7 separate regions of the Homo sapiens genome follow, and regions 2, 3, 4, 5, 6 and 7 are each linked to region 1. The links are chromatin loops, found by intact Hi-C in ENCODE. Cell type or tissue: Calu3. All regions are shown on one strand. Region 1 overlaps CASC15 (cancer susceptibility 15). Region 2 overlaps CASC15 (cancer susceptibility 15). Region 3 overlaps CASC15 (cancer susceptibility 15). Region 4 overlaps CASC15 (cancer susceptibility 15). Region 5 overlaps CASC15 (cancer susceptibility 15). Region 6 overlaps CASC15 (cancer susceptibility 15). Region 7 holds the start of NBAT1 (neuroblastoma associated transcript 1).

Evidence for each region. Hi-C counts contacts between places; a loop is a spot of excess contacts. Peaks named below come from ENCODE experiments on the same cell type or tissue, not always from the same donor. Only the 100,000 strongest peaks of a DNase experiment are listed, where the experiment ranks them.
Region 2: a loop joins it to region 1, with 2.9 times the contacts of the local background. A loop is called at or near these places in 2 of 110 quality-filtered maps.
Region 3: it touches region 1 in a loop (4-fold over the local background); 7 of 110 quality-filtered maps call a loop at or near these places.
Region 4: a loop joins it to region 1, with 3 times the contacts of the local background. A loop is called at or near these places in 3 of 110 quality-filtered maps.
Region 5: it touches region 1 in a loop (9-fold over the local background); 2 of 110 quality-filtered maps call a loop at or near these places.
Region 6: it touches region 1 in a loop (3-fold over the local background); 2 of 110 quality-filtered maps call a loop at or near these places.
Region 7: it touches region 1 in a loop (5-fold over the local background); 4 of 110 quality-filtered maps call a loop at or near these places.

What each region holds. Positions count from the first base shown.
Region 1 is chr6:22,034,697-22,038,696 of GRCh38, forward strand. All of the region lies in intron 7 of CASC15 (cancer susceptibility 15), which reads left to right. Among named protein-coding and RNA genes, the nearest start is that of NBAT1, 110 kb to the right of the region's middle. RefSeq lists an enhancer at 2,924-3,033. In Calu3, no CTCF peak of the experiment used is centred here; a DNase peak (open chromatin) is centred at 1,775.
Region 2 is chr6:21,923,420-21,927,419 of GRCh38, forward strand. The region is part of intron 5 of CASC15 (cancer susceptibility 15); the gene reads left to right. Among named protein-coding and RNA genes, the nearest start is that of NBAT1, 220 kb to the right of the region's middle. RefSeq lists an enhancer at 2,426-2,535. In Calu3, no CTCF peak of the experiment used is centred here; a DNase peak (open chromatin) is centred at 2,142.
Region 3 is chr6:21,985,744-21,989,743 of GRCh38, forward strand. All of the region lies in intron 6 of CASC15 (cancer susceptibility 15), which reads left to right. Among named protein-coding and RNA genes, the nearest start is that of NBAT1, 160 kb to the right of the region's middle. In Calu3, no CTCF peak of the experiment used is centred here; a DNase peak (open chromatin) is centred at 1,868.
Region 4 is chr6:21,948,845-21,952,844 of GRCh38, forward strand. The region is part of intron 5 of CASC15 (cancer susceptibility 15); the gene reads left to right. Among named protein-coding and RNA genes, the nearest start is that of NBAT1, 200 kb to the right of the region's middle. In Calu3, no CTCF peak of the experiment used is centred here; DNase peaks (open chromatin) are centred at 1,967 and 2,257.
Region 5 is chr6:21,729,937-21,733,936 of GRCh38, forward strand. The region is part of intron 2 of CASC15 (cancer susceptibility 15); the gene reads left to right. Among named protein-coding and RNA genes, the nearest start is that of CASC15, 66 kb to the left of the region's middle. In Calu3, no CTCF peak of the experiment used is centred here; DNase peaks (open chromatin) are centred at 1,575, 1,955 and 2,325.
Region 6 is chr6:21,883,946-21,887,945 of GRCh38, forward strand. All of the region lies in intron 4 of CASC15 (cancer susceptibility 15), which reads left to right. Among named protein-coding and RNA genes, the nearest start is that of CASC15, 220 kb to the left of the region's middle. In Calu3, no CTCF peak of the experiment used is centred here; DNase peaks (open chromatin) are centred at 1,696, 2,106 and 2,856.
Region 7 is chr6:22,146,590-22,150,589 of GRCh38, forward strand. All of the region lies in intron 9 of CASC15 (cancer susceptibility 15), which reads left to right. It overlaps NBAT1 (neuroblastoma associated transcript 1), which reads right to left and starts at 604. Exons shown (of 3, transcript NR_034143.1): 1 at 451-604; 2 at 90-162. RefSeq lists an enhancer at 1,756-4,000. In Calu3, no CTCF peak of the experiment used is centred here; a DNase peak (open chromatin) is centred at 1,662.

The DNA.
Region 1 (4,000 bases):
TATCTCATTGGATGCATGTGATAATCTTGGGCTGTGCTGTTACACCAATTTGCAAGTAGGAATCTGAGGTTCTTTGAGGCTAAGGAACTTTCCTGAAGCCACAAAACTGGTAAGCAGCAGAACTGGACTGTGAGGCTCTGGCCCAGATGTGGTCGGCGCTCTTTGTGGTCAGCCAGGCCACACCAGAGGCCATTTGCCTGCTTTTCTGTTCATTCATTCATTTTTGGTAAATCTTGTCTGACCATCTACTAAGCGCTGGGTCCCAAGTTAAGACAAAGGTAAACAAGGCCCTTTTCTTGCTTTCTGTTCCAGTTGGATAGGGATCAGAAAGGCAAAGCCGGCAGTTGCAGTCTCATGTGGTAAGGGCTGTAGGGAGATGCCCAGGGTGCTATGGCTACCCCTAGGAAGGACTTTAAGGGTGAAATTGTGCCAGGGGCTAAGGCTTCCTAGAGGAAGTGATAGCAGAGCTGAGGTACCAGGAAAGATTTAAATGTTCTTTACAGAAATCTGTAACATAAAAGGCGAGGCAAGAGAGAGGAATGGTACATTTGGGGAATTAAAAGTAGTTGAATTTGCCTGGAATGCGAAGGGCAAGTTGGGGAATGGTGGAAGATGAAGCTAAGGACACCTTAGCTTAAATCTACCGAGGCCAGATCGTGTGTAGTTGTGGAAACCATGGTTAAGAGATCTTCACTGCCCAGAGCACAGTGAGGAACTGTTGGAAAGGTTGGGAGCCTGAGAGTGACTTGATCAAATTTGCAGCCTAGAAGAATTCCTCTGGTGCAGTGGGAAGGATGGGCTCACTGTTGCAACAGTTATTGCAGTCTGTTAAAGTAGAGACATTAGCTGATAGCATAAGGTGCAATAGCATAAGGTGCGATAGCGTAAGGTGCTTTTCTCTTCTTCAGTCTCTGCAGTAGCATTCTGGAGGAATCCAAAGGCCTCTTCCAGAGCAAAGCTAAAAATGGTGGAGAAGGGAGAAGCGGAATTTGCTGTCTTCCATGATTTGGTTCCAAATACACAAGCCTTGTTCTGGTTCTTTTTAACATCTGTGTGTCTCAAGTCAGGAAAATGGCTTGAAAAGCCATAATATCATCATAGCCCTAGCGTTCAGATTACCTTCTTTCAATTAGCTAACCAAGATAAACTTCGATTTCATGAAAGTTGTGTACTTTATCTCCAAGTCATGTGACTAAAAAAGCCAACTCTTTTAAAAACATACATGTTTCTACACGTTTAGAATAATTTTAAAGTATCTATCTATAGCAAATATAATTTTAAACATCCATAAAACAAAAATATAGCTCAGGATCTTTTCATTAGGGTCTGGGTTCTCAAAGAGCACGTTGCAAGGTAAAGCAAAGAACCTTAGAGAAAATGTTAAGTGCTTCTGTCAGACAGAGTTTTCTCAAGTGGCTGAATGTTTGGACTCACAGAGCTGCTTTTTTTCTACGTAAAGAAAACTCTTCTCTTGTAGACCCCTCTACATTTTTCTCATAAGCAATTCTCTTTAGAGATTACTTCTCTAATTTATCCCTCCCTTCCCCTCCAAAAAGAGAGATGAGAGATTATCTCAAGGAGCTGGCAGGACAGAATCAAAAGCAGGGGGGTGTGGGTGTGGAATAAGTCAGTGCAGACCCAGGTCCTTGCCGTCGCTGGAGATCTCTGAACTTTGCCGCCTCCCTCTTTGCTGAGGTCCCTCAGGTGGCCTCATTGTTTCTATTACCTTGGTAGAAAGCCTGTGTGAAGTCCCTGCCTGCCTGGCAGTCTCGTTGCCATGGAAACTTCCATTCCGCACACCTGATTCACACATCACGCTTGGCTAAGTCCAGACAGAGGTCACAGACTGGCATTTGCCCTTTGTTTCCCCTTCTTGTGTTTTCCAGGCACTTAAAAATGGATATAGAAAGATGAGAGGGTGGGCAGTGTTGTGTGTAAGAACGCTTTGTTGTCAACTGTAGAAGTGTGTGAGGAAAAAAAAAACCAAAAAAAAAAAAAAAAACCAAAAAAAAACCTTGTAAATGGAAGAGCAGAGCAAATGGCAAAGTGTGCATATAGTTCTAACCTTCTCGTAAGAAAGCAAAGTTTGAATCCTGTAATGTGTCTGAAAGTGACTTTTTTTCTGGATTTCTAGGTGAGATTGGAAATGGGTATAATAGATTCCAGAGTCTGCGGCTCCACAGGGAGTTTTCTGTCCCCTTTCACCAAGTTGCTCTTACACTCTAGGATTGCAATGTGGGTTCAGGTAAACCATCCCTGACAGCTGTATGTTAAGAATCAAATTCTCTGATGTTGCTTTCTATACTGCAGCTTTACTTTTACATAAAGTGTAATACTTTAGAAAGCATAAATACTTTTGAGGAAATTATCCTTCGTTAGAGGTCAATACATTTGCTGGAGTAATTTTCTGTTTACCCTCTGATTTTTTCTTCTTCCTGTGTAACTTCTTTAATATATAACTTAGAGAAAAGGACCATGTAGGAAGGCAGATTATTAAAGTTCTTGCCCAACCAGAATTTCTCTTTCTTAGGTTGAGTCGTTTTCTTTTGATTCTTGTTTATAAGGCTGAGATTTAGAGATTAAAAAAAAAAAAAAAGACTTTCCAAGGGACATGGGACACGGCATTCAGCCCTCCTAAAACATTAAGTTGGCCAGGCGCGGTGGCTCACGCCTGTAATCCCAGCACTTTGGGAGGCCGAAGCGGGTGGATCACGAGGTCAGGAGTTTAAGACCAGCCTGGCCAACATGGTGAAACCCCGTCTCTACTAAAAATACAAAAATTAGCTGGGCATGGTGGTGTGTGCCTGTAATCCCAGTTACTTGGCAGGCTAAGGCAGGAGAATCGCTTGAACCCAGGAGGTGGAGGTTGCAGTGAGCTGAGATCATGCCACTGCACTCCAGCCTGGGCTACAGAGTAGACTCTGTGTTAAAAAAAAAAAAACGCAAACAAACAAACAAAAAAACCCACATTAGGTTTCAGACATTATGTGCAGTGCAGTTATCATGTCTTGGCAGTCGGGTTAGCTCGTGAGTTTCTGTTTGCTCTTACCTCCATTGACGCTTCTGTTTCTTCTCATTTGTCAATATTCCTCCTGTTTAGATGGCCTTGATTTACAAAATATGCCCTTACTACCAGCAGTCAACCAGACCTGGGTTTCAAATCTCATCTACCTTATGTCCTTGGATAAAATTATTAGCCTCCATTGTCTCATCTGTGAAATGGCGTTAATAATACAAAACTGCTGTAAAAAAATTGTAATTTTTACAGTAGATTGCAAGATACCTGCCACACAATATCTATTGTTACTATTATCCTGTTAAATCAGTTTAGAAATAACATTTATAGCATGTGAAAGCATATGCTTGCTCTCAGTGTTACTAAGTTTGGTGTTGTTCTTGACTTTGGCCAAGGTAAGGACAGGTTGGGGCTAAGTATATGGATGGTGGATGGAAATAAATTATAATTTTTACAAAAAATAGAGCATGTACACACACATTCTCCTTGTCTTTTTTTCATTTGTGTACTCACCCTCAGTCTATTTTTTGAATCTCCCTACAAATTCAAGTGGCAAAATGAAAAGGTTGTACAAGTATTGGAAGATAAAATATTGTCATAGAGACATTTAGCGAGCAGTGGCTCTGCTCTGTCAGCATTTCCAGGCAGTCATAGAGGTACATGTGTGAATTCCCATTCTCATGACCCCAAGGCCATTCTAATCCCCCCATTCTAATCCCCTGGCTCCTCACCTCCTTCCCCTTCCTCTCACTGTTCTCACATTTTCTCCTCGTTTTTCCTCCTCTCCTCTCCTTCTCCTCCTTTTCTCCCCGTTTTCTGTTTCCTCCTCCCTCTCCCCCTCCTCCTTGTCTTTTTCTTCTTTCTTTAAAATTGTGGTAAAATATACCTGCTACAGAACTTACCATCTTAACTGTTTATACGTTTATGGTTCTGTGACATTACAAACTTCCACATTTTTTGCAACCATCACCATACTCCATCTCT
Region 2 (4,000 bases), 110 kb before region 1:
CCTCCGCCTTGCAGGTTCAAGCGATTCTCCTGCCTCAGCCTCCCGAGTAGCTGGGACTACAGGTGCCCGCCACCACGCCTGGCTAATTGTTGTATTTTTGGTAGAGACAGGGTTTCACCATATTGGCCAGGCTGGCCTTGAACTCATGACCTAGTGATCTGCCTGCCTTGGCCTCCTGAAGTGCTGGGATTACAGGTGTGAGCCACTGTGCCTGGCTGGGAAGTGTGTTTTTTAATCAAAGTTCCTCAGAGACTCTTCTGATGTACAGTAAGAATTGAGAGTGACTAATTTGCTATCAGTGATTCTTAAATGGAGAGAACATGAGTCCCAGAGAATTTAGGAAACCTCTGGGATTTTTCCAGAGTAAACTGTGTATTTGCACAAATTTTGAAACTGTAACTTAAAGATGTGCATGCCCTCCTATAATTAATAAATCTTGGGTTAAGAGTCTCTGATCCAGGAATCCCTTCCAGGATTCTGTTTTTATGAACTTCTACTAATCAAATTTATTATGTCAAGTAGGATAGGATTATAATGACCACTATGGCCACTGATGTGTCTGGTAGAAAATTCCATTGAGAGCCAGAGACACAGACATTTATGTTGAAACTAGGAAATAATGGAAATAGGGGATTTTTGTGTTTTTTTTTTGGCTTTGGCCTTGTTTACTGAGATTTGACCTTTCCGATAGGTTTCTTGACATCTTTGGAATGCAAAATTGGGGATACTAATATTTGCCACCAGGTAATATTTATTTAATGATGTGAGAACCCAGGGTGTTAGTTGACTGTAACTGTGATTATTAACAGGAAAATGCGATCAGAAATAATGGCACCTTTGTTATCACTGTGATTTTTTTTTTCCAATGGCACTGAAGGAAAAGTGATATTTGTTATCAAATCAGGCAGGGAATTTACAAATGATAACGAGTTAGAGAGGCTGCATTCTTTCTAGTATCTCACTCTACTTGTCACAAGTATCTTTCTCTTATGGAAAGATAAAAACACTTGATTTGGGCCATAAATTCACTCTGTCTTCTATCACCAGGGCCCTAGGAATCCTTGAACAATCTTGACCTCTTCCTATTCTTCTTTGATTGAAAGGATGCTTATTATGTGGTGATAGCTTTAGGAGGGCAAAGGAAAAACAGCAAATATATCAGTACAATTTCCTAAGAAAGGAAGCTTCTGTGGCCTTTTGGAGGGCAGAAATGCATACTTTTTATTGTGATGGTGTTGTGGTGGTGGTGATGATGATGGTGATGGTGAGGGTGGCGGTGATGGAGGTGATGGCAGTGGTGATGATGGCATGGTGGTGGTGGTGATGATGAATGGTGATAGTGATGATGGTGATGGTGAGGGTGAGGGTGGCGGTGATGGAGGTGATGGCAGTGGTGATGATGGCGTGGTGGTGGTGGTGATGATGAATGGTGATAGTGATGATGGTGATGGTGATGGTGAGGGTGGCGGTGATGGAGGTGATGGCAGTGGTGATGATGGCGTGGTGGTGGTGGTGATGATGAATGGTGATAGTGATGATGGTGATGGTGATGGTGAGGGTGACGGTGATGGAGGTGTTGGCAGTGGTGATGATGGTGTGGTGGTGGTGGTGATGATGAATGGTGATAGTGATGATGGTGATGGTGATTTTCCTCCCTCCACCCAACAACTTACACAAGAGCTTTGTGGATAGACCTAAGTGTTAATTGGTTTGGCTAAGAGTAAGCATTAAAAGCAAACACTCCCAATTCCCCAATTTTTCAATGTTAGATTCTAATGGATTTCTTCTGTTTGCAGTTGATTATCCTTGCCTTGATTACAAGTCAATGTTCTAGCAGAGTGAAGTCATTACTGGCCTTAATTTTCACAGCCTGGCACGGTTGGAGACTGCAGTGATAGAAATGGAGTGGCTAAAAAGAATTTAACTTTTTTTATTTTGAAAGTGCTGTGGGACCCTCTCAGCTATAGAATACTTGACAGACCAGATATTTCCGTGTATATACACAGCCTAGCTTTTGAAATAGCAGAATTGGATATACAAATTACTATCTCACTATCCATAGTGGAAAGTGTTCTTTCTGTAGGTTGGGAGCAAGTCTGGCGATTGGTTTAGGGGCGGGTCCAGTGGGCTGGGTCCTGCTTGTCTTCAGTCCCAAGCTTCCTGTTGTACTGTATTTGACCTGAAACTAGCTGCTGATATGACATCATCTTGGGTGTTGCTGGCACATTTTTTTTTTCTTTTCTCAGTAGATGTACACTTAATTATTTTTCCTTTTCAAAACATAATATAGGATGGGTGCACAGTGGCTCATGCCTGTAATCCTAGCACTTTGGGAGGCCACCTCTGGAAAATTGCTTGAGCCCAGGAGTTTGAGACCAGCCTGGGCAATATGGTCAAACCCTGCCTCTACAAAAATAAAAAATAATAAAAATAGCCAGATGTGGTGGCACATACCTATAGTCTCAGCTACTAGGAGGCTGAGGTGGAAGGATCTCTTGAGCCTGCTGTGAGCCGTGATTATGCCACTGCAGTCCAGCGTGGGCCACAGAGCAAGACCCTGTCTCAAAAAATCCGCCCCCCCCAAAACCACACAAAGGAGTTTTGGCTTGCTTTGCATACCCTATAGGTATGTCTGGCTCTTTCTGATGAGTGAGGTATTGTCCTCCTGTTTTCCTCCTTCCAAAGAAGTATCTGTTGACATAATATGCTTTTCAATCATCATTATTATAGAGCAGTCTGAGAAACCTTTAGGGCAAGTCAGGAAACCCCCGGCTTCCAGAGCAACTTTTCAACCCCTGAAAGACAGGCCTAACCAGACAGCAGCAGTTCATGTTTCTGTATTTGTAGAGATTTCGCTAGTGATAATCAAAGACCTCACAGAAGAGTGAAACATTTTATTTAGAATTGTATGTTAGGTGAAGTGAGCAACTCTCCAGGTGTCATTTTCCATCCGTGCACATCAGTCCTGACACGCCAGTGGTATAGTGCGGGAGCTCTTTGCTTAATGCAGAAATGAAGTCAAATTGCTCAGGTCAGCCTCAGCTATTTGGGGCTCTCAGACTCTGCTTTTTTCCCCCATTTCCTGGCTCCTCAGTATCTTTTACAACCCTCTGCTATGAGAGGTTTCTGCTAAGAGGGCTACTACTTTTCATTTTATTGATTGATTGATTGAGATGGAGTCTTGCTCTGTTGCCCAGGCTGGAGTGCAGTGGTGCGATCTTAGCTCACTGCAACCTCTGCCTCCTGGGTTCAAGTGATTCTCCTGCCTCAGACTCCCAAGTAGCTGGGATTACAGGTGCCCACCACCACGCCTGGGTAATTGTTGTACTTTTAGTAGAGATGGGATTTCCCCATGTTGGCCAGGCTGGTCTTGAACTCCTGACCTCAAGTGGTCTGTCTGACTCGGTACTTTACTTTTTTTTTTTTTTGAGAAAGAGCCTTACTCTGTTGCCCAGGCTGGAGTGCAGTGGTGTGATCTCAGGTCACTGCAACCTCCATCTCCTGAGTTCAAGCAATTCTCCCTGCCTCAGCCTCTTGAGTAGCTGGAATTAGAAGCACTTGCCACCATGCCTGGCTAATTTTTGTATTTTTAGCAGAGACAGGGTTTCGCCATGTTGGCCAGGCTGGTCTCGAACTCCTGACCTCAGGTGATGCACCCGCCTCGGCCTCCCAAAGTGCTGGAATTACAGGCATGAGCCACCGCGCCCGGCCTCGTACTTTTCATTTTAGATGCTTGGTAGCATTGGTTTTTCTGGATTCTGGCAGTGGTCAAATATTTTTCTAGAGCCCTGGCTAGGTGCCTGTCATACCTTATTTTGTCTGCTGAGCAGCTAAAATTTGGCGGAATCCTCCTGTACTTTCCCGCTCTTCACCTCAATCCTCCTGCCAGGAGTTTTACACACTTGGGTGTCCAACTCTAATCCAAAGCAAGGAAACTATTTGCTTGGATCTTGTAATTCCTGCCGTCTTTGTTAGTTCTAACTCTTCTGTTGCCTTCTCA
Region 3 (4,000 bases), 49 kb before region 1:
GCCCGCCAACACGCCCAGCTAATTTTTTGTATTTTTAGTAGAGACGGGGTCTCACCGTGTTAGCCAGGATGGTCTCAATCTCCTGACCTCGTGATCCGCCTGCCTCGACCTCCCAAAGTGCTGGGATTACAGGCGTGAGCCACCGCGCCTGGCCAAGAATTAGCTTTTTTTTTTTTTTTTTAAATATATGTATCCAAAGGAGAAAGATGCTGTATAACTTTCCAAAATGTCTGTTCCCTTACTTACAAAAGATACTTTTAAGTTTAAAGGAATCTTAGGCTGCAAGGAGGTGCAAAACTTACAGAGTTTTCATGTACCCTTCACCCAGCTTCCCCATGATACTACTATCTTTAATATCCACAGTACCATTATTAAAACCAGGAAATTGACATTGGTAATTTACCCCTTCAATGCTTAACCCATTTTAGCGTTTTTAAGTGGAGGAAATTCTTTTTGATGTCTTGCTTAATCAATTTTCACCTACATATACTTTTTGAGTGTCAGTATGCTGAACAGAAAGATATTTTGAAATCAGAAACCCTTAGGCTCAAATCTTGGCTCTGCCTCTTATTGCTATGCAACACAGGGGAGCTTTCTTAGCGTCGATGATGGTCTGTTTCTTCATTTGTAAAAGGTGCTATCACTTACCTTGCAGAGTTGGCATAAGGATTAGCAATTGTGTATTGTCAAGAGCCTTTTCAATAAATGATGGCTTTTGGAATAACTGTTCTCTTGCTATGTTTTCATCAAAAATTGAAAAGAGCTGGCCATTATCTTTAACATAGCATGTGTACTTTGTGGACACCTATCATTTCAGGACCACTAACTGGTAAATATGCTAAAACAACTTCATGGTTCCTGTAGCCCCCTGCTTGTTTTGCTCCCTGGTCACCCACTTTATCTGCACCTTTTTTTCTGGCCTATAGACCAAAAGCCACTCCTCTCTGTGTATAGATTATATTTCTTCTGCCTTTTGTTATATGAATTCTAGGAAATGTAGTTCTTTTTAGTTTTTTGTTTGTTTTCTTTTATATAACCTCTTCCAACTTAGTTCTGTTTTACAAGCAGTTGATGATAGCCCTAGGTAGATGCCTGCTTCAAACTCAGGCTGATACGGCTGGCTCTTGAGTATCCCTGTACAAACGCTGCCCTTCAGGGAACATCGTGTCCAGGGCTGCTGCCTCCCTCCGTTTGCAGACCTGGTGCTCTGCGTCTAAAACTGGTCACTCCTTCTCATCTCTCCACTTGAGCACAGCCGCAAAGGTAGAAACAGAGTTCTGCACCCCACTTTTTGCTGCACCTCAGTTAGCCCAGGAACATCTACCCCTATTTAGCTCAGAAGTGTGTAGTCCTGTTTAAATACTTAAAATTTGCTATGTTCTGTATTGGCCAAGAAATGTTTTCTGGTAAGAGCTTCTGGTAGGAAGAGGACCTAAAGCTGCCCTCACAAGACGATATTTGGTTCATTTGAAATAGAAAGTTTTGTTTGCTTTTAATTTTTATTTACTGAACTGAAAATTGGAAACAGCCCATTGACTTTTCTATCTTATACAGCATCTCCTCCTACACATATTTAGTTTCCTGCTCCCTTGAAATCTGGGCGACCTACTCCTGTTTTCAAGTTTTTTCTATTTTATTATTTTGGTCCTTAGCATTTCTGCCTTTTTTGTATCTTCCAACTTTCCATTTCAAAAGAGAAGGATCATATTTTTATATATTTACATCCCGTTTGAATGTGTTTAAGGAACGCTTAGAAATGTTCCTTTATGTTTTAAAATATCCCTTCTGCTAAAGCAAGTAGCATATCATTTCCTGCTTTAGTTGCGGCCTCAGTCTGACAGGCCAGGGCTAAGTAAGGGTGAAAAGTTCACCGTCCGGAAGTGCTGTTGAGGTCAGAATCACGTGATGAGGAGCCGACCCAGACTCCCGGTAATTCCCTGAGAATGTGAATCTTTGGGAGAAGGAGCACAAGAGAGAGCTTTTTCTCAAGTCGGCTGCCTGTGCTCGGGCTCTTGCTTACAATTCTTAGTTTTATGGCACTATTCTTCTTCTTCTTCAAGGAACTCACTGTAATGCCTTTATTATTGTCTACATCAGTGTTTTAAAAAGTAAAGTTGTAACGCATTGCTAGGTTATGCAATCAATTGTGTGGACAGAGATCAGCCTTAAAAAATAAAAAAGGAAACAGGAAATGTAAACAGAGTGCATTATATGGAATAAGAATATGTGTATTTTGTAAAACTCTTGTTTGATACATAGATCCGTACACATAGACACACACAATCTCATAGGTCTCTATTGATTTGCGTATGGGTACACGCTGGCAGGCGTACATTCTCCTTCATCCTCATTCCTAGTCATTTGAAAACTCAGTCATTCAAAATGCATGCCCTTGCCAGTGGATGTGTTCTTATAAATTTCACATAGTTTCATATTTGGAATTTATTGTAACTGCATTTTAATTTATGTGAATATGAGTTATATATCTTATTTTGTTTCTTTGTATTTTCTCCACTCAGTATTCTATTTTAAGGTCCATGGATATTGCTATGTGTACATCTAATCCATTGCATCCAAATGCCCATAGTTGTTGAAGTGCGTCTAGAATACATTTTACTTCTGTTCTCTCCCAGGGATGGACCCCTATATTGTCTCCATCTCACCTCACCATGAACACAACTACTGTGAAAAGCCTCAGATACATCCCTTACTGGAAAGTACCAAGGGGAATTTATTTGGGTTCTAGCCTAATAGTAGACTTGCTGAGCCAGAGGGCATAGGTACCCAGCTCAGATACTGTATACAGTATAATTTCAAAAAGTATACTGATTACCTCCGGAATGATTCACCAGTCAAAGCACCCACCAGCAGTATGAATGCTTATTCCCACATTCCCACCAGTACTTAGCATTATTAAGCTTTCTAATTTTCCCTATTTCTGTCTAGTGAGTGTAAAATGATATATTTTTTGTTTTGTTTTGTTTTTATCTGATTATTGTTGGATTTGATTATGTCTTCATGTGCTTGATTTTCTTGGATTTTTCTCATCTGTAAATTCCCCTTCAAATTCATTGCACATTTATCTACTGGAAATTTTTTACTTTTCCTATTGATTTATAGGCATTCGTTGTATAGTCCAGATAGTCCCTGGCTGGCTTTAGACATTACATGTATTCTCCTAGCCTGTCACGTTTCTGTTAACTTTTGTCTCTTATACTTTTTATTGAACAGAAGTCTTTAATTTTGATGTAATTTAGTTTATCAGCATTTTACTCTGGGGGCTTTGCAAAATATTCCCTCTTCTTCTAATACAAAAATTATCTATTCATATCAGTTTTATAGTTTTATCTTCCACATTTAGGTCTTTAATCTATCTGAAGTCCATATATGTATGTGGTAGCAGGTAGCAATCCATTAATTTTTCATATGGTGATTCTGTTTATTTAAGCTGGTGTTGCCCTTCCGCTCTCTGATATGCTCCATTGGTTTTTCTGTTCTTTAACTAAAGTTTATGCTGTTTTGTTACTATGGCTTGGTAATATATTTTACTATCTGGTAGAGTAAGTCCTACTTATTGTTCTTCTTTTTCATAGTGGATTTAGGTATCTGTGAACTTTTCTTTTCTATGTGATTTTTTTTTTTTTTTTTTTTTTTTTGAGACTGAGTCTCACTCTTTTGCCCAGGCTGGAGTGCAGTGGTGCGATCTTGGCTCACTGCAACCTTCGCCTCCCTGGTTCAAGTAATTCTCCTGCCTCAGCTTCCCGAGTAGCTGGGACTACAGGCGCGCACCACTATGCCTGGCTAATTTTTGTATTTTTAGTAGAGACGGGGTTTCGCTGTATTGGCTGGGCTGTTCTTGAAGTCCTGACCTCAAGTAATCTGCCTGTCTTGGCCTCCCAAAGTGCTGGGGTTACAGGCGTGAGCTACCGTGTCTGGCCATATATAAATTTTGAAATAAATACAATCGAATCAGTTCCTCAACTACAACTGAATTTTGATT
Region 4 (4,000 bases), 86 kb before region 1:
TAGGACCTTTTCCTACCCTGAATGATTTCTGGTTCTTTAATGGCCTATGCTAAATAGTCAGTGTTGCAGACATAGAAAGGAGGGTCAGAAGTGGCTGTTCAGTAATCTGACCCTTTTAATTAAGGTTGTCATCCTAAGAAAAAAGACCCAAATAACAAAAAACACCAACAAAATACATACATATATGCATAAAGGGGCACACACACACACACACCCATATTTATATGTAGCTTTTCCAAAGAAAAAAGGAAGAAACTTTATTTTCTAGATCTTGATAGTAGGATTCTCTAAGGATTTTTTAAAATAGTTGAGATATTGAAGAGTCATATCATAGAAATTGGGTGGCTGTAAAATTGCACAGTCTGTGGATAAAGTTACACATTCCATGTTAGTTCAAAGAAAAAGCAATATTTTGAAAACATAAATGGAGCTCAAAGTCTGCATTCCTTTTAAAAGGCCAACACCTGTGGAAGGAATGCAGGTTGTTCCCACTTGACCTTCAACTGTGGAGCTGGGCTAGGTACTTCAGATGTTATGGTGGTCAAGTAGGAACCTCTCTCTGCAGCAGTGTCTCCTGGGACAGCACCTGTCCTGTCTGTTGTCAGGAAGCCAACATATGGCGACAGCTAGGAATAATCAGAGAGTAGATCCTAACCCTTGCTTTGAGGAGCTTGCTTTGTATACCACGAAGTCTCACAGTGATGGATGAGTGGGTGTAGATAATGTGCAATAAGCCATAACCTCTCTAAGCAATCAGGCTTACATTTTGCAAGTCCTGGGAAAACCTGGGCAGACAGTATTAGCACACTCAGACTGAGTCCTCTGTGTGTAGTAGTTGAAGATAAAGACATCATTGATGTTCCAGACAGATTCTCATCATGCATAAATAATTCCTTAGGACGGAATTACCATAGTTGCCTTGAGTGGCACTTCCCCTCCTTTAGGCCACTCACATTAGTTCAGCAGTTTATTGTGGCGTCTGAAGAATCAAATGCACAATTCAACCTCAAGAAGAAAATTACAAATAGCATATTCTTTTTGAACCGTGAATGTATTCGTCCACACAATATTTGATGGGAAAGAGATCTGGCTCATTTTTGCTTTTTTCATTAATTCTTTGTTTATTCAGTCAATATTTCTTAATTCCTTGATATATTCCAGGAGCTGTGGTGGAGGCAGAGAATGCAATGTGAAAAGCAATGCATTAGCAGGCAAGGTTGCTACTTCTTAGAACTAATAGTTTACTGTCATATGGTCATGCCTCCTCTATGCCCTAGCTTTGTGATCTTGGGCAAGTGACAATTCCTCTGTACCTCAATTTCTTTGGATACATTAGAGTGTTTTTTCCCCCAGGTGGCCCTTAAGATCTTGTTCAGTGCTAGTCTTTTTCGGATATATACTTTAGTTGTTAAATTTTTTTTTTTTTTTTTTGAGACGGAGTCTTGCTCTGTTGCCCAGGCTGGAGTGCAGTGGCGTGATCTTGGCTCACTGTAACCTCCACCTCCCAGGTTTAAGCGATTCTTCTGCCTCAGCCTCCCGAGTAGCTGGGACTACAGGTGCCCGCTACCACGCCCGGCTAAGTTTTGTATTTTTAGTAGAGACGGTTTCACCATGTTGGCCAGGATGGTCTCGATCTCCTGACCTTGTGATGCCCCCGCCTCGGCCTCCCAAAGTGCTGGGATTAAAGGCATGAGCCACCGTGCCCGGCCAGTTGTTAAATATTTTTATCTCCATATCTCGCTTGGTGTTCTAGTGAGTGACTGAATATGGTGGAACTGGGTAGATCAGCTTAGATGTTTATATGCAGGTTAGAATCATTGCTTTGATTTCTAACTGAACTAGTTACCTTACTTGAGTCTATACCACCTGGGTATCTCCAGCCTGTTTGACTGGCTTACATACATATGCCGTTTCCTAAGACTCAAGCTCACTTTAAAGAGAAAGCATGCATTTCCTTCTATTGATGCTGGAAACTTTTCAAGCAGTTCTGAGGCATGGTCTTCAAGACACAAAAGATCATTGTTACATGTGCTCCTTTGCTGAGACACTAGCCCATGGCAATTGAGTTGTTTTTAGCTCAACTTCAGTGCTAGCAGACAAAACTATGCTTAAGACAGGATTATTGAAACCTGGACCTTCCACAATTTAATAATATTGGTAATGTTGATGAATTCAACTCCTGCTTATATCATCTGTTTTTGTAAATAAAGTTTTGTTGGAACACAGCCAGGTCCAGCCTTTTCTGTACTGTCTATGGCTGCTTTTGAGCTGTAAGTGTGTGACTGAGCAGCTGAAACAGAGACTGTACGGCCCACAAAACTGAAAGTATTTGCCATCCTGCCCTTAACAGAAACATTTGCTGACACCTCAATTATAGGATAAGCAAAGCCCCCAACCCTAGAATTTAAGGTGTGTGGAACCATAACACACACACACACACACACACACACACACACACACACGTATTTTTTTTTTTCAGGAAACAGCTTATTTGCCTTTTTTTTGCAAAATGCTTCTGAGAAATTAGCCTTGTTAATGTGTAACTTTTTTGATGCCATGCTATTGAGATAGCAGCATTGGATACTAACTACATACCTCACAGATTTTACTCTTTTGAAGGAGTTTCAGTTTCCGTGGGCTGGATTCGTAAGTGAACTGATCTGATGAGAACTCTAAGTTATTGCTAAGGCATTTTTTATTCTGTTAAATATGATCCTGTGGAGCCTGAGGTCCTAGCTTTCTTTACACTTGAGCTGTGAGGAGAGATGTGACAACATTTCAGAGACATGTAAGCTCTTGGAGACATATTTATAACCTTCCTCCACCTTTGTTCTGTGTTTATAGTGGACAGAGGTTTAGGGCTGGTAGGTTGTGCCTGCAGGAGTGCTGAACTTGAACTTAGAGAAAGCTGGGGTCAGTCAAAGAAAGTCTAAGGTCAGAGGAAATGAAGGTTAATGAGGCCGGGTTCCTGCCCTCTAGGGGCTTACATGCTATTGGGAGTGACTGATTCTTTTCCTAAAAGAGTGATAAATGCCCTCAATAAGACATGCACGTGGAATATGAGAACATGGTGTGGAGGAGGAGAGTGGAGATGGGGCCATTCACACGGGGAGCCACAGCCAAGGCTTACATGAGCTTATGTGCAATGTCATAGAACTACAAAAGCTGAGAACAAGCGAGTGTCAGGGTGGCAAGTGGACAACATGGAGGGAACATGGGGCATTTGGCCTTTGGCATTTTCTCAGGGGCTCAGAATTGGTTTGCACGGATGGGTCAGTTTCACTTTAAAGGGTTTAAAGGTGAGGAATAGAGCTACTCAGTAAATGTTTACAACAACCAAATACATTAAGGGGGAGATAAATAGGTTTTAGGACCAAGCAGGGCTACTTTTATGGGTTCAAAGGACCTATGATGACCAGTCCTAGCACATAATAATTTCTAAATAAACATTGGTTGATTTAATACATAAGCTCTTTGGTATTTGAAATGAACTACTGAAAAATTGGCATTTTTGACATGAGGCTTCATGTTTGCAGCCAAATGACTGGAAATTCTGTTTCTCCACATGTATCGACCATATGCTAGATACTGCGCTAAGGTCGGGGGAATGGAGGTGAACAGGGCTCATTTCCTGCCCTTTGGGGACTTACATGCTGTTGGGAATGACTGATACTTTCCTAAAAAGGTGATAAATGCCCCGAATAAAGCATGTACATGGAACACAAGCACATGGTGTGGAGGGACGCTTATTTGGAGGAGGAGAGTAGGGACAAGGCCTTCAGAAAGGACTCCTGGAGGAGGAGACCGCCTTATCCTGCTCTGCCTTTTGGTGCTATTGCCTGAATGTGTCCCTCCAAAAGTCATGTGTTGGAACCTAATACCCAATGTGGTAGTACGGTATTAAGAGGTGGGGCCTTTGGGGGAAATGATAAGGTCACAGGAGTTTTGGCCTCATGCTCTTACAAAAGAGGCTGAAGGGAGCTGCCTTGCATCTTGTGAG
Region 5 (4,000 bases), 300 kb before region 1:
ACTTGTGATCATTTATTCATTGATAGAGAATGCTAGCCAATTAAAAACAGCAACTTTCCTAGTGTCTTAGAGTTTGAAATTTCACGTGAAGGAAATATAAAATTAGGAAGTATCTAATAAATAGTTGAAGGTCTTTTAGTTTGACATCAACTTTTAAGTGTATCAATTATTTTATTGTAGAGGATTTGCTCATCCTTTTGTGTACTATTAATATTAAATATCCCACTTTGGACTAGATGAAAATAATTATTTTACAACATTATTAATACCTTAGTTTAAAACATAGAGTATGTAAAGAAATGTGTGATGATAAACCATTTTGTAATTTATTTATTTATTTAATTTTTGAGGCAGAGTTTCGCTCTTGTTGCCTAGGCTGGAGTGCAATGGCACGATCTAGGCTCACCGCAACCTCTGCCTCCAGGGTTCAAGCGATTCTCCTGCCTCAGCCTCCTGAGTACCTGGGATTACGGGCATGCGCCACCACGCCTGGCTAATTTTTGTATTTTTAATAGAAACGGGGTTTCTCCATGTTGGTCAGGCTGGTCTCGAACTCCTGACCTCAGGTGATCCATCCACCTCGGCCTCCCAAAGTTCTGGGATTACAGGCATGAGCCACCGTGCTGGGCCCCGTTTTGTAATTTAGACCTTCACTAAGTTATACTGTCTTCCCTCACCCGATTGCCCTGAACTAGTACCATTGTAATCTCTGTTCCAACCGTAGAGACAGTTTGCAGAATTTTCAGGGCTGAGCCGCAGTTCTGGCCCAGGTTCCTGTGGATGCTGAGGTTTCCGCTGACTTCCAAGATAGCACGGAGGTGGGGGCGTTGTGTCCTATGCTGCGTTCAAAAGCTGAGCTTCCGTTGCCTTAGCATTTCGCTAATGGCAGCTGTGCTGTGTGTCTTTATTGCAGGTGCTTTTTCCTGATATTTGTTTGAGCTGTTGGTGTTCAGCCTTGGTCATTTAGATTCTTCTTATCTCCCTGTTATCATGGTGTTTAGTTTAGTGTGTGTTTTTTTGTTTTGTTTTTGTTTTTTGTTTTTGTTTTTTTTGAGATGGAGTCTCACTCTGTCATCCAGGCTGGAGTGCAACCTCAGCTCACTGCAACCTCTGCCTTTTGGCTTCAAGTGATTCTTCTGCCTCAGCCTCCTAAGTAGCTGGGTCTACAGGTGTGCACCACTATACCCGGCTAACTTTAGTATTTTTAGTAGAGATGGGGTTTCGCCATGTTGGCCAGGCTGGTCTTGAACTTCTGACCTCAAGTGATTCACCCACTTCAGCCTCCCAAAGTGCTGGGATTACAGGTGTGAGCCACCACGCCCACCCCTCTTTTTTTTCTTTTTCAAATATTCTTTCTTTTCCTCATAGCTGCACTTTGTAATGCATAGGGTTAATAAATTGTTATTAGATCTCCCTGGCCAAGCTTAGAATAGAGCAAAGAGTCACTGAGAGCTAGATGTGTAGACAGGGGCCTTGAAAGTTTTGGTGATTTGCTCAAGGTAACCCAGCGGGTGGGTGGTAACAGAGCTGAGACTGCTGGGAGCTCCTTTTCAGTGATGCTTAACCATGTCTCCCTTCTGCTGCCTGTAGCTGTTTCTGTGTCTGGACTTGTAATCATAGGTGGATTCATATGACACCTCTCTAACTGCACCAAGAACAGGAATGTCCACCCTCCTTGAAGGATATGAGTTCTAATGTGGATTCTTGGTCTTCTTTGGGGGCTCTTCTTATGTTTAATGCACTTGTTGCAGCATATACTGAGAGTCTGTGAAATGTTTTCAGATGTAAACTATTGAATCATTTCAAGTATTTGTATTCATTAGTACTCATAGCACAAATGCCATTCCTGTCCCTTAAAGTGTGCAAAGCATGGGTGTTTGAGGGCTTGGCAACCAACGTGTGGGCACCTCTATTTTGAAATCGGTTTTGTTTGCAATTAACAAAGGTTAACAAAAAAGTCCTTTTGGGAAGTTTGGCCGAGGTCCTAGAATTTGTACATACCTTTGCAATGTGCTCATACTCTGTGGCACATCTAGGATCCTCAGCCCCTTGTTCTTCGCTTTTTCAGTTGACCAAGTTAAATATTAAAGGAAGAGGATTTCTTTCTTGCTACCAGGGGATTTTATCATGGTAAAAGGCTTTTAAATAATTTTTTAAAGTTGTGATAAAATACACATAACATAAAATTTGCCATTCGAACCATTTTTAAGCATACGGTTCAGTGGTGTTAAGTATATTCACATCATTGTGCAACCATCACCACCATCCATCTCCAGAACCCTTTTCATCTTGCAAGACTGCAACTGGGCGTGGCAAAATATTTTGTATGTACAAATAAATCTTTAAAGCTGAAACAGGCCAGGCACGGTGGCTCACGCCTGTAATCCCAGCTCTTTGGGAGACTGAGGCAGGTGGATCACGAGGTCAGGAGTTCGAGAGCAGCCTGGCCAATATGGTGAAACCCCGTCTCTACTAAAAATACAGAAATTAGCTGGGCGTGGTGGCATGCGCCTGTAGTCCCAGCTGCTCCGCAGCCTGAGGCAGGAGAATCGCTTGAACTTGGGAGGCGGAGGTTGCAGTGAGCCGAGATCACATCACTGCACTCCAGCCTGGGCTACAGAGTGAGACTCCATCAAAAAAAAAAAAAGGCTGAAACAATAAAGTTCTTATGGTAGAAGGTGCAGTAGTGACATATCTCTAATTCAATTTATATTTTCTGTTTCTTTAACATTTCAACATCTTCAAGTAACATTTATATAGTGTTTTCTTATATTCTCATTGAAGATTCAAAACTCATGTGGGATAGGCATTAATATTCCCATTTTATAAATGAGGAATTTGAAGTAGTAACAGAAAAAAGGTAATGAACAAATCAGGACTCCAGCTTAGTGCTGTGGGCTCTAAATCCTTTTCTGTCTCCATTCTACTGTGCTTCAAAAGGCTGTGACTAATGTTTTCTTTATCTATCTATCTACCTAGCTAGCTGGCTGGCTGGCTATTTAGCTAGCGATCTCTTTATTTTGTGGGGATGGAGCAGGCATTGAGGGAGGCTTTCTGGAGTTTTGTTTTAAATTCTGGGTCTTGCCCTGACAACAGACAGTTGTGTTCATAACCTTGGGCATCTCATCGGATCAGGGATTATGGTGCTTTGCCTAAACACTTAGTAGATGCAGCAGCTGTCTATTCAAATACTACTTTAAAAAATGCCTGGAATTGTATTTAAATTGCTTCAATTTTTCACTAATTAAATTGTAGATTGTTTCTCCTGGGGATTTTGCACTAGGCCGAGTTTCCTCAATTGTTGGTGTTGGACAATGACAAAATAAATCTTTTGCATTGTAGCTTAGTAAAAAATCCTGCTGAATGGGCTAAATAAGTCCACAGTCATCCCATAAGAGACTTATTTTTTAAAAAAACAATTTTTTTTTTTTTTGGTAAGACCAGGCATGGACAGATATTGGGCTTTTGTTTGTTTTTATTTCTGTACTTTGATTCTGGTGCTTAAAATACCTGGAGGGGTCACAGACACAACGGAGGCCCATGTCTTCTATTGAATGTGTCAGCTTCCTTGGTCTGCATGGGTTTTACCAAGAACTGTACAATGGAATTCAAATATTTTAAAACCACATGTGTGTTTCTCACATGGCTGCTACAGTTTAAATCTTTTGTCAGCCTGTTCAAGGGGTTAGATGTAGCAACCAGTTTGCCCTAGGACTTTCTCTAGAGTCCTTATAAATGGTCATCTTGCTATAGCATTTACAAAGCATTTCTCTATGTGCTGTTTTCATTCACAGAGAGGAGGAGAAAACAAAATTGGGAAAAGGAAAGAACTTAGAAGGGCTCAGTGTCCCTGCAGAGCAGGAGCTTGTAACAATATGCCCTTGATATTTTTAAACAAAAATGCTTGCTTGCTCTTAAAATGCAAATTGTTTCCATTCCCCTAAAAAAAATGCACAATTTCATGCTAATGTTCACCTCTCTATCCACAGATAATTAAGAC
Region 6 (4,000 bases), 150 kb before region 1:
AGATCAAAACACATCATCCTGGACTGTGAAGGTGTGCCTTCTGTAAGTTAAATGGAATGAGATCTTCTTCAGTGCACCTGATGTCTTGGGAAGGGTGAGTTGAGGCGTGGTGGATGTGAAACATGATCTCATTATAAATGTTCCCATTTGTTTTATGTGTTCAGTTTGTTTTGTGCTATCTAGATAGGAAATCTAAAGGCTGAGAAAATGTCTGCTGTAGACATGGCAGTGATTCTTTGATACTAAATAGTTGGAGGGGAGCCGAGTGATTGCGTGACTTATTTTTAGACAATATAGGGACTCCCTTGCAAAGGGAGGAGTTGGGAAGAATAGACGTGTTAGGAACCAGGTTAGCCTGGAGATTTCTCTGGTTACCTGAAGCTGGAAAAATATTGGAAGAAGAAATTATTCAATGAGAACTCATGCAGACCTGAGTCTCCAGTTATGCCTAAGTGGCCATGTCAGATCTGTGAACCTCTCTGCTGGCTTCTTAACAAACCCATATTTTTACAAGGAAGATGATCTGGGTTAGAGGAATTATTAATTATATTTCAGCTCACAAATTCCTCTTTACTATCACCCCTTTAGCCCCATGTAAACTCTGTTAGGGTTTGGTTAAGTGTAGAAACTGATATGTAAGCAAGAGTAAGAAGATGAAGTCACTTATCTGGAAATTTCTTTAAACCTTTAATTATTGTAAACAAAAGATCTGGTCTCTTTGGAGCTGGTAGTAATGTCTTAGTTTTGTGGCTGTTAGTTTTTTGACTCTATCAGACTGAGTCATTGTTTTATTTGAAGATCTAGAATAACATCATCTACAAAGAAATGATTACAGTAATTGATCTTGATACTGCCTCCTCCTAGTTGTATTTATATAATTATCTAAAAGGGTTTTTAATAGAATTACTGCAACAAGCCTGAAAAAGTCTGTGCTAAGTGGTAACACCTTGAAACAGGATCAATATGATCCCGCCTTCAAGGGGCTTTTGGATTTGTCTAGCCTACTATATGGCTGAGTACTAGACTCAGTTATCCCATTCCTCAGCAAAAGAAACTACAGAAGTTTGAGGGAATATCAGACTCTTGGCACACAATTGACATTTAGTAAACACTTGATAGGCAGTTGGTAGTGGGTGGCAGCATTCACAGATGAATTCTGAAGTAGATGGTGAATGATGCTGAGATTTTCTTTACCAGTCCTGGTGACACTGCCTGAGCTCACATGATAAGATCCTGGTAGAGTAGCATTTATTCTTCTTTTGCAGACTCAGCTAAGAGGACTTTGCAGTTGAGGCTGAATCTTGATCCATGTAGTCCATTCCCGATGGTGCTATTTAGAAGGCCTTTTGTTGTCTGAGCAAAGTTGTCTTCCTGGCCTTACTACTGAATCTTGGCAAAGGATCAATGGGTAAGCCCCATCCTCCAAAGATCTCATATAACATAACTGGTATCAGGACACTGATTACATGCAAGCAGTTCCCACATGAAGAGCTTTAAAATTGAGATTTTTCTTTGAAATTTAAAAGAAGGTGGAATAAAAATGTGCTTGCTTTCCAACATAGATCGATTAGCTGGCACGGAGAGAACACCGGCCTTTGAAATCTATAGGCATCCTGTTGCAGGCCTGACCCAGCTGACCCTGGGAGATTAGTAATGGTCTGTGCAGCCTGCTCTGTCAGCAAGTCTGGCAGGGTGTGCACAGATGGTGCCAGTTGGAGAAAATCACTGCCGAACAGTGCACTAAAGCCTCTGCCTTGGCCATTCTGCCTTGGAGGAGGAGCCGAGAGTGAGACTGGGTGGTTTACAGACGTGTTCCTGCCAAATGCCTTGGAAGAGACCTCAGAGGATACCAGTCCGGGTTTAGGATGCATTTGCTGATTATTACTTAAGTAATGTTTTCTTGTCATAGCTTAGGCCTTCCTGAGTTGTTGGGCATCTGGGATTTTTACAGGGTCTGTGGCCTTGGGGTTGTTCTGAAAGGGAATTTGAAATGAGAACTGATCTCATTCCAAGGAGTCAAGCATAATGCAATACTTGTTTTCCTAGAGTCAATCAGCCTAGGGAAAATGCGAGTAGGCTGGAAGCGGGGAGGAGGAGGAGTCTGAGAGTTTGAGTAATCAACTTAACCCAGGGGTAAAAAGAATTTTATTATAGAAAGCAGCACACATGACCTCTGTCCTTCCAGCTGCCACCAGTTTCTGGGTTGTCGAGTGATACCCTGAAAGTTTACAGTCAACACTCCTTGTGTGGGGTCAGTCCTAGAAATGGCGACGCTGCTCTCCGAAGATAGGAAAGAAAAGGACCTCATTCCATTGAGCCATTGACCGAAATATTTTCTCAACAAAGTTGAACTGAGCTGAAACTGTAAGCCTGTTCTTCCTAATTAGACATTTTATTCTTTGAAAATTCTACTTGGAGTTGCGTTGAAAAGTCAAAGTTGAGGAAATGCATCTTTCTAAAATACTTCCCTCTGAGCTGTATTTCAACAGGTTGAGGACAGGCTGAAAAAATATTAATGTTGAATGAAAGATGTGAGGGTGTCTGGGTGTCTGTAATTACAGAGGGTAACTGAATCAGTGAGTGGACTTTTCCCATTCCCAACTTTTTTGGTATTCTTCCTGCCACAACTTTGTCTTTTAAGTCTCCATCCAGGTTAGTTCTGGCTTTGTAGTTCGTTACTGTTTAACAGACTTGTTTGATTCCTTTTGTGTTGTTTTATGAACTGTGGTGTTGTTTCACTCTGGAAGAATTTTCCTTGGAGATGCTGCTGCTGTGAAATGAGAACTTCTCTTTTGGGTTTTTGAATGACCACCCCCACCCAAAGATACAAAGAAACCTATCGTGTTCAGTGCACTCTAGTGCTTTTGAAATTGGTGTATGGGAGCATGCTCTGGAGGGAGAGCTGAGAGAATGAACAGGGCATTTGCCAACCTCACACAGTGAGTGCAGACTGACACATACAGCAATACTTGCTGGAATCTGGAAGAGAGAGATAGAAAGCACACTTAAATCAGACAGAAGTGTAACTTTTCTTGTTTAATAGAGCATAGCTCAGGCATGATAGCTTTATTGACAAGATGGGAGGCCGAAGAAAGGAGAGAAGTCAAGGATGACTCAAAGTATGAGTTAGGAGAAAGCAGTGGGTACTGAAATACTTTGGCAAGAGGAAGATGAGGAGTTCAGTTTTAAGTAGTTTGTTTTTGAAATGTCCATTAGGTCTTTGGATATCTGGGTCTGGGTTTGATCAGAGAGGTCTGGGATGGAGATAGTAATTTCAGAGTTGCTGACACACAGCTGGTGATGAAGCCACAAGAGTGAATAAGGTAGCACAGAGAACGAAGAGAAATGGGAGTGGATGAAATTTGGTATAGAACTAAAAGCACACTGTGATTTCTCTCCCGCGCTGGTATTTGAACAATGACATGTATTTGCCTAGAGAAGACAAATAACAAAAATGACTGGGTGATTGTGTGTGGATCACGCTTGTTATATCTTTGATAGGGAAATTCAAAACGGTCTGTGGAAGTGTAGAAATAAATTCTTGAAAATGACCCTGAAGTAGATTTTTGGAGTGCTTTGGTCCGTTTCACAGATGCTTTACCATTTGAAGTAGATGCCAAAACAAACGAGAAGATAGATAGCTCAGGGTTTGTAGTACATGAAGCCAGCATCTGCTAGTTTATTTAGTAGCAGGAGCAGGAAGAGCAGAGGGAGAAGAGTGCAGCAGCCGCCAAGAATAAAACCTGGTCAAGAGGCCACATCAGCCCAGCTTGGCAGACGGGCCTGGTGGCTTTGGTAATTATACTGGTGCCTGCTGTATGTGGGCCTTTTCCACTGAGTTTAAAAAAGGCTTTCCTCTAACTACCAGGTCTCCCAGCAGTTGGGCCACTTTTGCCCTCGGTGGTTTTTCCCTGTGGAATATTTGCCGTGTCTGTGCTCCGTGGCTGTGTTTGCTGACTCCAGGGTAATACCCTTGGCCCTGCTGTTTCATGTGGCTCCT
Region 7 (4,000 bases), 110 kb after region 1:
TTTTTTTTTTTTAAATTCTGAAGCCAGACCGTCTTTCCTCACAGCTCCACGGCTGCATCTCCGTGGGCACGCAAGCTTCCCCTGGTTACCTGAGCTGCTCCTGCCGTCTCCCGCCTGGGCTTCGCCGTGGTGCACCCGATCCCGGAATCGTGCGTCTGCGCCCTGCGAAAGAAGGACCTGCTGGCGGAGCTCCGGCCGGGGTCTCCTGCCTCGCAGCTGGGCGAGGGGACTTGGAGGACAGGGTGAAGCTGCAGAAGACCTGGGGTGGGATGGCTAGAGAGGACGCCAAGGACTGGGGAAGGGGAAGTTAGGAATACCTTACATCCAATGCCCACCCGTGCTCCGCAGGGCAAGGGCAGCCGTCGCCTCGGCCGCGTGCACCCAGCTCAGGCTGTTCCCAGGGATTTAGTCTGGGGGGACAACCCATGGCGAGATGTGGTGGCATTTTACCTCAGAGTGGAGCTGAAGATGGATAAACAAGGTATCTGATGTATCTGCCTGAGAAGGCAGAGCTGGAGAAAGGCGGAGCGAGGGAGCGCGTGAAAAGAAAGAGATGCCGAATGCCGGGTGATTGTCTGCCGCTTGCTGTGCATTCTCATTCTAGGGAGGATGGCATAATTTATAACCCAGCACATGGATAGAGGAACTGTAAATTGTAGTCTGGATGTCCCCGGCGCTGTCGACGAAGGAACTGATGGGCTAGGTGACTGTACCAGTGTCCCCAGAGAAAATCGCAGCCTCGCAGCATGGATTTAAATGCATGTGCATGCATGTAGAGACATGAAAAAAGGTTTCTGACCATTTTACACAGGAAGTCTGTCACTTTGCTGGATCGGGCTTGATTGCAGCTTGTGTTTTCAGCTCCAGTTCAACACCCATTTCCTGACTAGTGAGACAGCATGGCCAAAGCAGCTGCATGCAGAATTTTCTTTTTACTGTGAAAGCAAGCCCCCTCTGTTTTAACTCCTTCCAGTTCTGAATGCTCTGTGCTTTGCTAGGACCGATTGTGGGGTTTTGTTTTCTTCTTCTACAAATCCCTGTAAACACAGCTGTATTCAGTAATGGCAAAAAAATTCTATCCTGTAAATAGAAATCTGATCAATTTAATCAAAATAAATGTATCCCAGATGACTTTGAGACCAGCTGGCTACCACAGGCTTCAGATGCTAAATGCTCAGTGGAGATGAATACAGTGTTATATTTACATGTTTCAGAGTGCCGGGATCAGCCTATAATTTGCAAAAAGAAATTATTTTCTAAAGACGAGAGGTGGTCCTACCAGCTCACAGCTGATGGTTAGGTACAGGTGTAAATGCTGTTCATGTGATTTGGAGATTTGCAGTGTTGCATTTCAAAAGGCATGTGCCATGAGGCAGAGTATGGCTGTTGTTAGTATGGAGAATGCTTGCTTCTAACTTGCTGTTATGGAGAGCCGAATGCCCTCTGAATAGCTTCTAGTGAGGTTGAGGGCAGGCACTTGAGGCTTGTTGTAGATTCAGATGTGAGAGCTGGGGTTCTCCAACCCCAGCTCAGTGGAGTCAGCTCAACCCTGGGGGTGAGGAGGTTTCCCAGTTGTCATGGGGAGCTCTTCTGGGACGCCTGTCTGGCCCTTCCACTGTTTGTTACTAATTCTACAAAGGCAGCTCTGTGTGTTGGATTATGTTTGGCCAGCTGTTGATGCATTCCTGCGGATGGGGCTGGGTGAGGATCTTATTACTGTACTTTCAAACTGTAGATCTGTGTGCAGGGATAGTACAGAAGGAAAGGAAAAGCAATAAGTTACAGAATCTGATCATTCTTACCTCTTTCTCCAGATAGTCCTAGAGTGAATCCAGAAAGGCTTTAAAGTGAAAAGAGGAAAGAGAGAGTAAGTGATTGGGGGTGGGTGGCATGAGGAGAAGAGAATGAAACAGAGCAAGCGCACAAGAGAAAAACAGCCTTAGAACTTCAAAGCTGCATAGACAAGCAGAATGTCACCAGCTTGTAATTAGCGGTTCATGGTTGCGTCAGTGACTGTATCTATCCAAGAATAACTATGTGATATGTGCCACAAAGTGAAGAAGATAGTCATAACTAAGTTATCAAACCCAGTTCAAACAAGGGCAAATGGATTAAGAAATTTTCTGTTTGTAAATCAAATACTGATGGATTACACAGATAAGACTTAACTGAATTCTGCGTAATTGAAGGCTGAATTATCAATTTGTCAGGGGGGATATGTTCATTAAATGAAACTGTGAACGCTTAAACATGCAAATTAATCATGCGAGAAAATATCAGTGCAAGCTCTATCAATACAAGATGTTTTACTAAATAGCCAAAAATGGCACTGCCAGTCTCCTATCTCTGTATCCACACATAAATTTTTTTGTTTGTTTTTGTGCATTTCAATAGAGAGAAGTCAAAAGTTACATTCGAGTAAATAGGGTAAATTAAATTCTAAAATTCCCACTTTAGAATTTAAAAAACAACTAAGGAGTTTTGATTTTTGGTGATCTCCCGAGTTTAAACCTTGAAGGAGCTTTTGCTGTCTTGAAGCCAAACAGCAGCTAGTCAGTAATCGTTATGGGAAGTCAGGGTACCACAGTTGTTGAGATTTCAAGGCCACGTTCACTTCCCTCCCTTGTCTCTTGTGCTTGGAGATTTGGGTGCTACTACAGCCTCCACAAAGAGACAGTGGGAGGAGCTGATTGGTCCGTAGGCTTAGAATGTTTACTCTTATTTGTTTTCAGTGCTCCTCCATGGCATTCATTTTCTGTTTGTATTTGTGTTCATGCTGCACAATTACTCCTGACCTGCTTTGTTTCTCTGCCCAAAGAGAAGTCAATTTTAGTTCAGCTCTGTGTGTTTAGCTTGCTGGGTAATATGTGCATATGTATTGCATTACCCATGTATGCATTTTTCTTTTTTTAAAATGTGGATTAGGGAAAATTGTAGCATGGAAAGCTGCATATATTAAATCAATAGCTTTTTGAATCACATGTAATATAATTTAAATATACTCACTTTGAGGTTGCCAAAACTGACATTGTCTGAGCCCGTTTAATTTACATCTTCGATTTAGTCAAGAAGCGGAACCTGCCAGATCAGAATAGTGTATTCTGTGCACCCAACAGGGTGGAAGACATTATTTTGTTTGTGTTAGTTCAAACAGCTGGTCATTAATGCAGTCCCCATTTCTAGAGCGAAGTGCTGCTGGACATGAATGCCCGCCTGATTAATGCTGCCCCTCCGAGGGTCCTTCACCCAGCAGTCATGCTCGCAGCAGAATAATGTAGCATGATGTGATTGCACTCTAACAGGATAGTATGTCATTGTGTCACCAAGCAATTGAGGTTATTATGGGGCAGGGCAGACAGACGGGACAGTGGGGTTACTAGACCGTAGCATTTTTAGAAATACAGGCCTGACCTACTTAGAGTTATTCTCTCTGGCTGGCAGCTGCATGGTACATAAAGTCTCCTGATAGGCTGAGTCTGTTGCTAGGGGGAATTAGCATGAATTTTTCCACACACAGACTCAGTGGCTGAATGATAAAAGCTGACTGGAATTAAAGAGATTTGGTTTAGTATTATACAGATTTATGTGCCTCCTTTTCTTTCTCAAGTGCAGAGAAAGAGTGCAAAACACAGATTTTGTTTCCATTTGTTCTTTGACCTTCTTGTTCTCTCCCCCTCCCCTCAAGATGCATGAGGGGAGGAGGGCAGGGCAGTTATGAAATTTTGGTTAATCTCTCACTGTTGGGGTCACTGAAACGATGTCGCAAATTGCAAGATATTTAAGCTTAAAAACTGTTGGGAATGACTAACAGAAGGTTAGATTATTTTTCCTCTTCTGTGCACTAAGCTGTTTTGAAGTTGGGCATGCATCTTTCATGCACTGTATATTTAAACTCTCTTTCCCTTTTGGGCTTGAACAAAACATTTATATAAATTCTTTTCTATCCAAACAGATTGAAGCTTGCAATCTCTGTCTTGTTTAAAACAAGGTGGTCAGGATT